Regions from separate parts of the Homo sapiens genome. Here region 1 is linked to region 2. The links are chromatin contacts, found by Hi-C in ENCODE. All regions are on one chromosome and are shown on one strand. The core of a region is the stretch at or near the end of the contact, and the rest is flanking DNA. Distances in the headings are between cores, read along the strand shown.

Evidence for each region. A loop is a pair of places that touch in the nucleus more often than their neighbours do. Pooled maps may share reads with other maps.
Region 1: a loop to region 2 is called in a map of mammary epithelial cell, with 18 times the contacts of the local background. The contact joins the enhancer-like site here to the promoter of GSS in region 2. A Hi-C loop is called at or near these places in 3 of 168 maps with a recorded cell type or tissue (IMR-90, mammary epithelial cell and posterior vena cava) and 8 of 50 pooled maps.

The regions. Positions count from the first base shown.
Region 1 is chr20:34,573,864-34,580,713 of GRCh38, reverse strand. PIGU (phosphatidylinositol glycan anchor biosynthesis class U) reads left to right here. Exons shown (of 12, transcript NM_080476.5): 11 at 5,468-5,610. Among named protein-coding and RNA genes, the nearest start is that of MAP1LC3A, 19 kb to the right of the region's middle. Within about 2 kb of position 1,418, at least 13 of the 41 ENCODE cell types and tissues checked have a DNase peak (open chromatin) inside an H3K27ac peak, as active enhancers do.
Region 2 is chr20:34,953,141-34,960,192 of GRCh38, reverse strand. GSS (glutathione synthetase) reads left to right here and starts at 4,387. Exons shown (of 13, transcript NM_000178.4): 1 at 4,387-4,466. It overlaps MYH7B (myosin heavy chain 7B), which reads right to left and starts at 4,325. Exons shown (of 45, transcript NM_020884.7): 1 at 4,186-4,325; 2 at 1,981-2,095. RefSeq lists enhancers at 4,060-4,239, 4,480-4,579.

The DNA of each region.
Region 1 (6,850 bases), core at 169-2,668, 380 kb after region 2:
TGACACATAGAAGACCTTGCAAACATTTGTGGAGCGGGTTTTTAAACCTCCCCAATAAAGAGGCAGTGTCAGTGGCCCAGCACCACCTGATTCTCTAAACGAGGCATGGAAGGGAGCTGTTGAACTTTCCTTGCCTGCTGTGGGTGTCCAGCAAGGTGTCAAGAATGAACTAGGGAGTGCAGGCTTCAGAGGAAGTGAATCTTTGTTGTTGTTTTGGGTGTCAACCAGGAAGTGAAACTGACTAGCTGTGGGAAGCAGCCTACCTATAGGAGTGTGCCTCTGAGTGAAGGTAAACAGTGGTGTGGGCAGCTGAGCCAGGGCTACGCCTGCAGGTGATGGCCTAGTGGGGCTGTGACCCATCTGGCCTGACTGGGAGGAGGAAGCAGTGTCTTCTGTGGTGACATCCTCTCTGCACAGACAAGAGTCACCCAGTCCAGCAGGTTGAGAGTCAGCTTGGGGCCCCTCGGCAGAGTGGCCAGTGACAAACCATGAGACCACCAAAACATGGACATGCCTCAGTTTGTGATAGTGGATTTCAAGAATGTAGAATGGATTTTTGTGGTTGCCCATCCCACACTGGGCACTCTTTCTCTCTCAGTGACTGTCTTTCATCCCATTTGCTGAGCAGTCTGGAGAGTCACTTGACTCCGATTCCTGGCATTGCCATTACGAGCCCCATGTGTTCTTAGGCACATCATTTAACCTTTCTGAGCATCTGATTTTTCCATTAATCAAATAAAGAAAATAACTCATGAGTGTGTTAAGTTTGAGAAAGAATATCTGTAAATAGCACTGCAGTTAGTATCGTGAGTAATAATTATGCAGGGGAGTCTCTCACATAGTTCCGTGATCAGAGCTTCGGGCTTGGTAGCCAGAGTCATCAGAATAAACATATTTTTCAAGACGAATAAACTATTTTATGCCCTCTGGGGTGAGGAGGCACAAAGAAGAAGGATGGGGTTTCCAGAAACCTGAATGATCTAATAGTTGCTTTTGCTGGCTGGCAGGGCACATAGTCTGCAGGTTCAGGTTGTCTGAAGATCCTGCAGAGAACAGTAGCTGTCCACCTTTGCTTCACTGCTCCTGCAGCAGGGAGTACACGTGCTTGGAGAACCTGCTTGGGGCTTGACAACTGTGAATCATTATTAGCTGGGAGCAGCATCAGCCCTGGTCCTTAGGACCTATGAGTGGGATGTATGTGTTGAGACGTGTTTAAGCCTACGTTGAATATATTTAATGTGGCTAGGAATTCCATTTAAACATTAGCTGTCAGCGCTAACATGCATGCTCCCACATTCACCTTTCTGTTTTCCTGTGCAGTGGAGAGGAGAAAAGGAACGTGGCCCCTCCCTGAGTGTAGGTCCCAGACGCTGGACTCTCTGGAGCTTGGATGAGTCATACAGACGCACAATTGTGGTGTTAGGGAACAGCCTGCTGGCAGAACCCATGCCAGCCTGCATGGTACAGCAGAAGGAGCCAGTTACCAAAGGGCTGGATTTGTGTGTGTGTTTGTTTTGTTTTTATTACTATTGTATAGCGATAAAAGAATGTTGATAGATATACATATAAAGAATCATGATAAAATATATTCCCACGTGTTTTGGCACCTCGTTTAAGAAAGGGAATATCACCATGGCCTTTGAAGTCCCCAAATCCCCCCTGTTCCCCTTCTGATTGGACTGGATTTTTCAGGTGAGATTTTCTTTCCGAATGCCTGAGGCTCTGAAGGGAAAGTGGCTTGCCTGAAGTTCCAGTTCATCAATCATGGTGCCAGAGATTGGATAAGCCACCCAGTGAATGTGGTGGGGAACCTGATTCCATCTGGCCTCGCAAGTCTGATGAAGGGTGAAGCCTTTCACCTTGTTAGGCCCTGGTCACCTCTGACGCTTTCTGATGCCTGGAACAAGCTGTCCCGTACCCCAGGTCTCCAGCTCCATCTGCTCTGGCATATATAGCTTTAATCTTCTGGCCTGTCAGCCAGCAAGAGTGAATAGCAGCTCCCCATTCCTGCAGAGGTCACCACAGGCCAGAAGCCAACTGCATGCTGGTGATGGTTCTCTAGCCGCATGGGAATGTATCTTTGCAGCCCTTCGAGATAGCACCCAGAGGCTGCCAGTGAGCTTCTCTCGTCTCTTTGCACTTGGTTTCCTTCCTGTCACCCTGTCTGAAATCTGTGTCCCTGGCTGGAGGCACAGAACAAGAACCACCTGGTCTGGCAGGCTGCAAACATTTTATTTTGGGAATAGTCTGTATTCTTTTCAGCAAAATAATTTCCAGGGGATCAGAAAGAACCACTGAGAAATGTACATAGTGATGTTGGGTTAGAGGAGTGGGAAGCATTTGTTCTCCTTCTTGAGGTAGTAACATGGTTTAATAATAATAGTAATTCTCAGTGAAAACGTCCCTTTGCAAGACTCCTTGTTCCTGGGAGGTCTCAGGAGGCTTGAGTCAGGGTTTTGGCCTCTCATCTTTGAAAACCCAGAATTGAGAAACTTCAGATTAGAAAAGAGGATCTTGCAAGCCCTCCAGGCCAGTGTCCAAATTGTGGGATTTCTTAGACCACTAATGTTTCAATAAACTCGGGTGACAGATTGCCAGCTTTTTATTTTGCTGAAGACATTAAAACAATCAACTACCAGCCATTCTTCCCCATGTTATAAAATGAAGGACTTTTTAATGACAACAACAAAATGATACCTATCATTTCTCAATAAAGAATGAACTGTAACTTGAAAACATTCAGCTTTACAAAGAACTGTGAACTACCGTGTCCTGATTATTCTCCTTTTGACACAGTTGGGTGGCATCTCTGTTGCAGACTGTAAGGGGCTGCAGCTGTAATCCAGTGGTTCGCAGCCTCGACTGCATATTGGAATTACCTGGGAAGCTTTTAAAACCTCATATGGATGCCTGAACCCCACCCTAGAGACTTTGACTAGTCTGAGGGCTCTCCGTGTGATTTCATTTTGTTTTGTTTGTTTGTTTGTTTGTTTGTTTTGAGACAGAGTCTTGCTCTGTTGCTCAGGCTGGAGTGCAGTGGTGCAATCTCGGCTCACTGCAACCTCTGCCTCTCCACTTCCAGCAATTCTCGTGCCTCAGCCTCCTGAGTAGCTGGGATTATAGGCACCCGCCACCATGCCTGGCTAATTTTTGTATTTTTAGTAGAGACGGGTTTTTGCCACGTTGGCCAGGCTGGTTTCGAACTCTTGACCTCAGGTGATCTACCTGCCTCAGCCTCCCAAAGTGCTGGGATTACAGGCGTGAGCCACCATACCCGGCCGTGATTTTGTTTTGTAGCGGGAGTTGAGAATCATCTGTATCATCTAGGCCCCTTGCAATGCATGAGCCCCCAGTATAGCATCTCTACTAAGTTGTACAACTAATATAAATGGCCTAAATGTTTGGGAGTTTCTCCACCCTTTAAGTCTCTCAAAACTGTCACTTGGGAGAAGGGATTTCCTGAAGGTCAGTATCAGAGAAGAGAAGGGAACTTCCATTCATTAAGTGTCTGCTGGGAACCAGGCACAGTGCTAAGTTCTTTTTAAAAAGGTATTCTTTTAATTATTTTAAATGATATTTATTAGTTTTTAAAAATATGATAAAGATAAAGAAAAGTAACAGACAATCCTCCTGTGTGATAACCCCTAGAGAGTTAAAACGGGGGAAAAAGTACAGTGTGGTAGGCAGGGTAGTAGCCCTCCCCTCACAAAGATGTCCACGTTGTAATCCCCAGAACCTGTGAAGACATCGCCTTACATGGCAAAGGGACTTTAAGACCTTGGGAGGGGAGATTATCCTGGACAATCCAGGTGGCCCCAGTGTAATCACAAGTGTCCCTCAAAGTGGAAGAGGTGGAGGTGGGGGGAATATGGGAAATCTTCTGCCCAATTTTGCTGTGAAACTAAAACTTCCCTAAAAAATAAAGTCCACTGGGCTTCTTTGTGCATGCCTGTAGTTCCAGCTACTCAGGAGGCTGAGACAGGAGGATCCCTGGAGCCCAGGAATTCGAGGCTTCAGTGAGATATGATCCAGCCACTCCACTCCAGCTTGGGCAATGTAGTGAGATTCCATCTCAAAATAAATAGTCTATTTTAAAAAAAAGATGGAAGAGGGAGGCAGAAGAGAAGGTCTGAGTGATGCAATGTGAGAAGGCCTCAATCCACCATTGCTGGATTTGCAGCTGGAAGGGGGTCATGAACCAAGGAATGCAGGGGGCCTCTGGGTGCTGGAAAAGGCAAGCAAGGGGTTCTCCTCTAGAGATTTTAGCCTGTGAGACCCATTTTGGAACTTCTGACCTCCAGAACTGTTTAATAATAAAGAATATTATTTAAATCACTAAGTTTGTGGGAATTTGCTATAGTAGCAATGGAAAACTAATGTAGCCAGTGATATATCTGTGTCATTTTTTCACATGTCATCTTGTTTACCAAATGAAGTGTGCATTTTAGCCCCATTTTATTTTTATTTTTAAACATTTTTTATTTTTAAATTTTAAAATTTTTTTAGAGATGGGCTCTCACTATGTTGCCCAGGCTGGTCTTGAACTCCTGGGCTCAAGCAATCTTCCTACCTCAGCCTCCCAAAGTGCTGGGATTACAGGCATGATCCACCATGCCCACCCTAATTTTTAATTTTTATAAGTACATACTAGGTGTGTAGCCTCAGTTTACAGATGAGGAAGCTGAGGTCTAGAGAAACTTGCTAATAAATGCAGAGCAGGATTTTAACCAAGGTCTGTACCCGGCTGCCATGCTACACTCCTGTTTGGCTGAAGCCAGCCAGCCTGTCTGCCTCTGGATCACCCTTGAGTAGCAGGTCCTTCCTGAGACCTCAGGGAGAGCTTTCTTCCTGGTGGGATTCGGCATTCCCTTAGAGGCAAGGAGTGAGAGACGGTGTCAAAAAGAGGTCCTTTATCATCTAAGGGAGAGTTGGGAATGTTTGAAGAGCGAGGCAGGGGTCCTAAGACACCAGTTAAGGAGAATGGAAAACGTGTTCCTAAGACCCAGGACTGTGGCACCATGGAGACCCACAGTGGGGCTCTAATCGTCACGGTTCATGCTGGGGTTCCCACCCATAATCCCACATGGCCAGATGGCACCCTGCTTGGGGAGAGGGATACTCTTGGACCCTCCAAGATTAGGAGGTGAGGGGAATATCTTCCTGAAATGCCCTGTTTGGTGCCCCGAGGCACTCATGGCATTTCTAACTATAGCTGGTCTTCAGCCAGCCAAGCCCACAGTGGGAGGAAATAATCGAAATCCAGGAGCTACCACCAGCTGTGGGCATGGGGAGCCATTGACTGAGGAGTCTGGGGTTTGCTTCTTGGCACCCCAGTACCTCTGGGGGTGCTCTGCCTTTGAGCTACATGATGCTCACCTTGGGCCTCTCCATTCAGGGGGGCCATTGCAGCAGGGAAAGCATGCCAGAGAGAGCGTGTCAGGCTAACTGTAACCCTCTGTCTTTGCAGTCCTGAGAAACATCTTTGTCCTCACCTGCATCATCATCGTCTGTTCCCTGCTCTTCCCTGTCCTGTGGCACCTCTGGATTTATGCAGGAAGTGCCAACTCTAATTTCTTTTATGCCATCACACTGACCTTCAACGTTGGGCAGGTAAGAGGGACAGCATGGGGGTCAGCTTGGGGACAGGAATTCATTTTGCAGCCTCAAGCATTCAACGATGGCCTTGGATTCTGCATACCGGGGGGTGCAGACGTGAAGGAGGCACAGTTACTCCCCTCAAGTAGCTCCCAGTCAGTGAGGACGGGGAAGTAAGAGCAGTGTAAGGCTGAACCTGGCAGATATGTATTGGGCACCACACTGAACCATAGCCATGCTGTATTCTCAGCAAGCCTAGGAGACAGGGCATGTTAGCCCTACTTTACAAATGAGGGACAGAGGCTTGCAGAGGTCCTCTCTTCTCGAAGGTCATTGGAGGAGCCAAGAACAAAATTCACATAAGGCTTGATTTCTGAGGCACCCCTTTCTGTAATGGTGCCTGTGGTTCCAGCACCCATAGGGAGTAGATAGAGTGAGGGGGAGAGGGCAAGGCAAGGGGAGGAGAGGCTCTGCGGACTCTCGGGACAGCAGGAACAAAGGCAGGCAGAGGAGAAGGGGGCCGGTCTGGCTGTTGGGGAGTTGAGCATAAATTGTGTGGCTGGGAGCGGTGGAGAGGAGGCTGTGGTCACAGGCTGAGGAGTACCAGCAAGGAGCTCAGCCTTCCCCTGAGCTGGGAAGCCTGTCCCTCTGTTCCACAGAGCAGGATTCTCAATCAAAATCCTCAGAGGGAGCTTGTTAAAAATGCAGATTCCCTGTTAACAGGCTTTAAACTCTGCAATTATGTTGCAGCCGTCCCAAGTACATGGCTCTGTTTTAAAAAGCCAGGTTCTCTGATCCCACTCCCAGAAATGTTGATTCAATGTGGAATACAGGGTCAGGAATTTATATTTTTAATAAGCTCTTCCAGAGGTTCTGTGGCAGTGGGTCTAGCAAACTCTAGGTGGACTCACCCACGCTTCTTGGAAGTTCCCTCCTCCACGTGCTGCCTTCTCTCAGGTCAGGCTCTGGCCTCGTAGTGGAAGTCTTTTGAGAATCACTTGTACCATTTACCATTTCAATTGCCATTGGCACAGCCAGGCATTTCCTATGTGTAATAGCCTGGATGGGAAGCAGGCTGGCTGGAAAGACTAATGATGCCAGTGAATAATCCCCAGGGTAATTCTTGCCTCCAAGGTTAGCTGCGGGAAAAGAAAGGAGTTAGGGCTTTTTCAGTGAGTGATGGGACTGGTGTTTCCTGCATGGACATTTCTGGAGGATTAATGTTCAGCCCAGCCAGTTGTCTTGGTTTGTGAGC
Region 2 (7,052 bases), core at 3,138-5,637:
AAGGCAAGACACAAAATTAAGGGATTGGCCTCCATTCACAGTGAAGTACATCCCTGCATACCTTTTTTCACCTAATTCAGACCCAAATGTTCCCACAAACCCCAAGAACAGAGGATGAAATTGATTCAACAGTTAGCTTTGGGAAGTCTGAGCCCATGGCATGTCCCAAGGTACATATGTGGGAACACCATGGCTGACACTGCTGCTGTGATCTTTGGCAAGTCAGGATACCTCTTCAAGCCTTCCTTTCCCCGGCTGTAAAATGGAGGCTATAAAGATACTGATGTGATAGGGAGGTAAGGGAAAGTGAGATAACGACTGTAAAGTCATTAGCCAAGTACCTGACACTTAGCGACCAGATCAATAAAGGGTAGTTATTGTTAGGAAAAAACAGATTTCACTTTGAAAGTGAGGAAAGCCAGGCGCGGTGGCTCACACCTGTAATCCCAGCACTTTGGGAGGCTGAGGCAGGCAGATCACGAGGTCAGGAGTTCGAGACCAGCCTGGACAGCAAGGTGAAACCCTGTCTCCACTAAAAATACAAAAAATTAGCTGGGCATGGTGGCATGTGCCTGTAATCCCAGCTACTCGGGAGACTGAGGCAGGAGAATTGCCTGAACCCGGGAGGCAGAGGTTGCAGTGAGCCAAGATCGTGCCACTGCACTCCAGCCTGGGTGACAGAGAGAGACTCCATCTCAAAAAAAAAAAAAAGAAAGAAAGAAAAAAAATAAAATGAGGAAAGTGGGATTCGGAGAGGTGAGATGACTTCTGCACAGTCAGGATTCAAACTCAGGTCTGAGACACCAGAGGCTCAGGGCAAATCATCTCCCTCTGCTCCGGAATCTTCAGCAGGTTCCCTACAGTCCACTACATGGACTCCATCCTTGCCAGGGAGTGAGGATCCAGCAAAGGCCTGGGGCCAAAAAGACCCTGGGCAAGTTCCCCAATCCTATGTGTCTTGATCTGAGATCCCCAAGTGAGCCTGAGAAGGTCTGTGAATTCCTCCACGTAGCTGATGCAAAATTTTATACTAATGGATCTCAGACGAGTCTATAGCCTCAAAAGTAACAAACCACAGACTTGACCTGACTTAGCATGGTTTCTTATTCACCCAATGGAGATACGATTTCTACCTTGAAAGGCTGTGAAGGGATTAAATGAGGTAATTTGTGAGAAGTACTTGAAACATCCTCAGCTTTCATTAAATGTTGGTTTCCTTCTCTTTCTCTCTCCCCAAACTATTTCCATCAGTTAGCAAATATTATTGAGCATCTGCCACGTGGCAGGCACCAGTCAGGTCCTGGGGGTAAAGTGGTGAACAAGACAGACATGGCCCATTTTCATGGGGCTCACATTCTAGCAGAGGGAAACAGCAAACAAATAAAAGCAACAATTTCAGATATGAATAACTGCTATGAAGAAAATACAAGGCCGGGCACGGTGGCTCACGCCTGTAATCCCAGCACTTTGAGAGGCAGAGGCGGACGGATCACAAGGTCAGGAGTTTGAGACCAGCCTGATCAACATGGTGAAACCCTGTCTCTCCTAAAAATACAAAAATTAGCCGGGCATGGTGGCACGTGCCTGTAATCCCAGCTACTCAGGAGACTGAGGCAGGAGAATTGTTTGAACCCAGGAGACAGAGGTTGCAGTGAGCCAAGATCGCACCACTGCACTCCAGCCTGGGCAACAGAGTGAGACTCCATCTCAAAAAAAAGAAAAGGATAACGTGATAGACTTATAGGGTGGGGCAGCCTCCAGGGATGAAACATCTGAATGACCAAAGGAGCCAGTCATGCCAGGATTTTGGAGGAAAGCACCCAGGCAGAGAGTGCAGAAAGGGCAAACGCTCCCTGGAAAGATTCTTAGTCAAGAGTCCTTCACTCCCAGTCCTACCACAAACTGGGTCACCTTGAACAAGTCACGTAACTTCTGAGGCTCAGCTGCCACATCTACAAAATGGGAATAAAGACATCTTACCTGCCACATTGTGAGAGGTTTCAACCAAAGGGCTGTTAAGGTCTGGGATCCTCCCCAAATCTCACCATAGACACCTGATACTCATCACTTGGCACCCGTCTTGGAAGAGGGGAACCTGCACAGAGAACCCTGGGTCATGCTTTTGATTTTTAATTTCATGCTGCACTAGAAATAGCTTCTTTTGTTCCTGGTTGACCCAGGAGCCTCTTCCTGCCACCTGGGGCCTATTCTAGTTAACAGCTGCTTATCCCCTCAGGTACAAAAGCCAACGAGGAAAGGACATCAGGAAACATTGTTCTGGGAATAACCAGACACCTATCTGCCACCATCTCCCCCCATCCCGTGACCACACACGGGAGACTGGAGGACTCAGCCTGTCCTGTAGTCAGATAATGTACATGGTTTATTTAAAGAGTCAAAAGGGGCCGGGCGCAGTGGCTAACGCCTGTAATCCTAGCACTCTGGGAGGCTGGGGCGGGTGGATCACCTGAGCTCAAGAGTTTCAGACCAATCTGGCCAACATGGTGAAACCCTGTCTCTACCAAAAATACAAAAATTAGCCGGGTGTGGTGGTGGACGCCTGTAATCCCAGCTACTTGGGAGGCTGAGGCAGGAGAATTGCTTGAACCTGGGAAGTGGAGGTTGCAGTGAGCTGAGATCGTGCCACTGCACTCCAGCCTGGGCAACAACAACGAAAACTCCGTCTCAAAAAAAAAAAAAAAAAAAAAGAGTCAAAAGGATCTTGGTCCCTGGGTTGGGCCACTGATTTACGATCACTAGGAGTTCTCACTCCTAAATTTCTTTGATCTGTTCGCTTCGCTCCATCTCCACAGCTGCTGCACTGGCTACAGCCTCATGATCTCACATCTTAACTCTCTCTGCTTTCTCTGGCCCATCTCCCCACTTCCAAACCATTTGTCACGCTGTAACCAGTGCCTAACACACAAAACTAACCATGTCCTTCCCCTGCTTAAAGCCCTTAGCTCCTGTTGCTCAGTGGAACTGGCGTCTGAGGCTACCTCTCCAAGCCTAAGCGCCTAAGTCCTGTTGCAACCCTCAGGCCCTTCCTCATTATCCACACCAAACTCCTCAGTGTCTGTAAAACAAGCCGAGCAACCCTCAGAATTATATGCCTTCGCTGCTCGTTTGTTTTGTTTTTAGGACAGGGTCTCACGCTGTCACCCAGGCAGGAGTGCTGCAGCGTGATCTCAGCTCACAGCAGCCTCCGTCTCCGGGGCTCAAGAATTCTCACGCCGCAGCCTCCCGAGTAGCTGGGATTACAGGCACGGGCCAACACACCCGGCTAATTCTTGTATTTCTAGTAGAGACGGGGTTTCGCCATGTTGCCCAGCCTGGTCTCCAACTCCTGAGCTCAAGTAATCCACCTGCCTCGGCCTCTCAAAGTGCTGGGATTACAGGTCTGAGCCACTGCACCCAGCCAGCCTTTGCTGCTTTTGTTCCTGCAATTTGGAACACTGTCCCCATCCCAGCCTCTCACCTCTACCCCTACCTCCTTCACTACCTATACCTTCCTATCCATCCTTCAAGACCCCAAAAACCATCCCTGATTCCTTCAGAAAGGCAGTTTATTGCCTATCTTATCAGACTGAAAGCAGTGGCTGTGTCTTATTTATGGTTAATTCCCTAGAAGCTGGACTGATACATTCCATTTAACTAAAATTCGTATCAGGTGCTTCGGACTGCAGACAAGCCTATCACAACCCAGAAGGAAGAAACAGGGAAGGCACCTGGGGGCTGCCAAGCAATGAGGTGGGGGGTAGGAATCATGAATCCGCATATTTTTAAAAACTGCCCCAGATCCTGATGTAAACGGTACAAGAGAGTCTGAGAAACACAGGGCTCCCCTCAAACAGTCCTGACTTCAGCATTCCTGGAAAAATGAAAATCCTTTCCTTTTGCCTCTAATGCTTTCCCTGCTGGTATCCCAGGTTAAAAAAAAATAGATAAAATCAGGGGGATTTTTCTGGGACTTGGCTGGGCTGGGAAACAAGCCTGGGTTCTAATACAGGCTCAGCCCCTGACGTACTATGGGCCCCTGCCCCTCCTTGGGGCCTCCATTACCACGGCCACCCCCACCCTTATCAATTGTGTGCCCCTGAGGTAGTGACTGTCCCGCTCTGAGCATTAGTTTCCCCATCTTCCACTAGTCGTCGTCAGCTCTGACGCTCTATGAGCTATGCATACCCGTAGCTCCCCGCCGACCCCGATGGTCCCCTCCCCTCCTTCCCAAGGTCCATCCGCCAGGGTGCAGCCGACGCACTCCTAATGCTAAGGCCGCCCTCTCATCGACCGCCCCTTCCTGGCCTCGACTCAGCGCCAAAGGTATGGGTCTCTGCCCCGCCTGCTCTTTAAGCCTAGCCGGGGCGGTCAGCGCAAGCGCACTGGGTCGCATCGAGGCCCCGCCCCCTGAGCCTGGGTAGCGGCGCGAGGGCCGGGAGAACCGTTCGCGGAGGAAAGGCGAACTAGTAGGTTGGGGCGGCCACGGCGGCCGGCATGGGTCACGTTTCCTCGGGAGGAACGATGTGAGGGAGGGGTCTGGCAAGAGATTGGAATTCCGGAGGCCGGGAGACCTTGTGGCTGAAACCCTTCGTAGGAGCGGGGCAACTAGTGTCTAGTGAGGGGGTTGGGCTGGCGCGCACTGATCCCAGACTTTCCGGATCTTCTGCCTTTAGATCGGGCCGGTGTCGGGGCATGTAGGCCAGTGAGACTGGAGCCAGTTAGAGCTACAACGGGGAGCGATTAGGGCCAAACTTTGTCCAGGGTGGAAGCGAGCGGGCCCGTGAAGTGGGGCCAGCCTGGGCAGCCGACCGTGTCGTTGCCTCGGGGCCTTTCCAGGCACTGGCCTAAGTCCTGGCGATAAAGTGCGACCGATTTCCTTGTGGGCGTTTTGAGGCTTTCGGTGATCTGACCCGTCTGTCATTCATTCTTCATTCATTCATGTGATGAATGAATACAGTACTAAGCGCGGCTAATTACTAGGTAGAGAAGTGATCAAGACAAACACTGTTCCTACGGTACAGGGAAAAGTGATGGGCTGTAGAATGTAGAAGCCCGGGGCGGAGAACAGGGACAGCTTCCGGAACGAAATCGCGAGCCCAGATCAGGAGTGGTGGCGAGAGTTCCAAAGAGAAGACAGCACGTGCCAAGTCCTGGAAGGGGGACAGAGGCCAACATATCCTGGTCACTGAAGACACCTGACTCTGAATCTGTTTCACGCCCAGGGAAGAGATGACAGTGGCCGGGGCTAGGCTACAAACTCTGGAAATGGAGATAAATAAAGGAATTCAAAGTACTATATACTTAGGCAGCAAAATCCATAGGATTTGGGGAGAGTGAGATGTAGGAAACAAGTACTCAAGGCTTGGGTACCTGGGTGGGGTTCATCAGAGAAGAAGCAGATTTGTGGGAGACAACAACAAATTCTATTCTGGTTGTATGGAGACTCGCAGGAAAAAATTGGATATTCTAGTTTGAAGGTAGGAAAGTATTGCTGTGAAGATGTAGATTTGAATGTCATCAGCAAAACATAAATAAAGCCAAGGGAGGGTTGAGGCTGTAGAATGAGAAAAACAAAGGGCCCACTTAGCACCTTCATCTGATTTCTTTTCTTTCTTTCTTTTTTTCTTTTTTTTTTTTTTTGACAGAGCTTTGCTCTTGTTGCCCAGGCTGGAGTGCAATGGCACGATCTCGGCTCACTACAACCTCCACCTCCTGGGTTCAAGCTATTCTCCTGCCTCAGCCTCCCAAGTAGCTCGGATTACAGGCATGCGCCACCAGGCCCGGCTAATTTTGTATTTTTAGTAGAGATGGGGTTTCTCCATGTTGGTGAGGCTGGTCTCGAACTCCCGACCTCGGGTGATCCGCCTGCCTCGGCCTCACAAAGTGCTGGGATTACACGAGTGAGCCACCACACCTGGCCCATGGTGATTATCTTTATGTCTTATCCTCCTCCATATCCCCAGTACCTAGTCAAGGGAGTGGCATTAAATGCAAATCAGTGTTTGCCAACTAAATAAAAGCCCAACAGCAAACAGATGTTGGAATTTCAGAGTTGTGGAACGATGGGGGCTCATGGAGGGTTTCATTACTCTAATGTCAAGGTAATGGGTTCTTGTCCTGGCTCTGCCACTAGGCTTCTGTGTGACCTCTGACAAGTCTCCTCCTACCTATAAAGAGAGTACAGCCAAAAAATGGTCTCATGTATAGAGCTTCAAACACTGCTGATAAATTTCACACTGATTTTTCTCTTTTAATCCACACAGCAATCTTACTTGAAAGGGAAGTCGGCTGGGCGGGGTGGCTCACGCCTGTAATCCCAGCACTTTGGGAGGCCGAGAGTGGGGGATCACGAGATCGAGACCATCCTGGCTAACACGGTGAAACCCCGTCTCTACTAAAAATACAAAAAATTAGCCGGGCATGGTGGCAGGTGCCTGTAGTCCCAGCTACTCGGGAGGCTGAGGCAGGAGAATGGCATGAACCCAGGAGGCGGAGCTTGCAGTGAGCCGAGATCGTGCGGCTGCACTCCAGCCTGGGCGACAGAGCCAGACTCCGTCAAAAAAAAAAAAAAAGAAAGAAAGAGGGAGGGAGAGAGAGAGAAAGAAAGAAAAAGAAGGAAGGAAGGAAGGAAAGAAGGAGGGAAGGGAAAGGGAAAGGGAAAAGGAAGGAAGGAAAGAAGGGAAAGGGAGAAGTCGTATTATTATGGACTCAAACCCAGGTCTGTCTGTCTGTCTGACTTGAACCTTGTTCTTTACTATGATTGCCCTCATGTATGTCTCACTCAACAGGGATATTATCAGGACCCTCTTGAGATCACATGCGCATTCTTTCAAAGCATTGTGCTGAGGCTGGCAGACTTTCATAATTGGCCTGGCACTGGCTCTGTCATGGGGACAGGGGGACAGAGCTGAATGTGATGGAGGTTTCCTATTATTCTCTAACTCCCTTCCTGGGGACCACTGAGTTGGGCAACCATGTTCTGTTAAATGGCAACAGGGCAGAACAAAATTAGTGACTGTGTTTCCAGATTTTTACCCAGATCTTAAACTCCT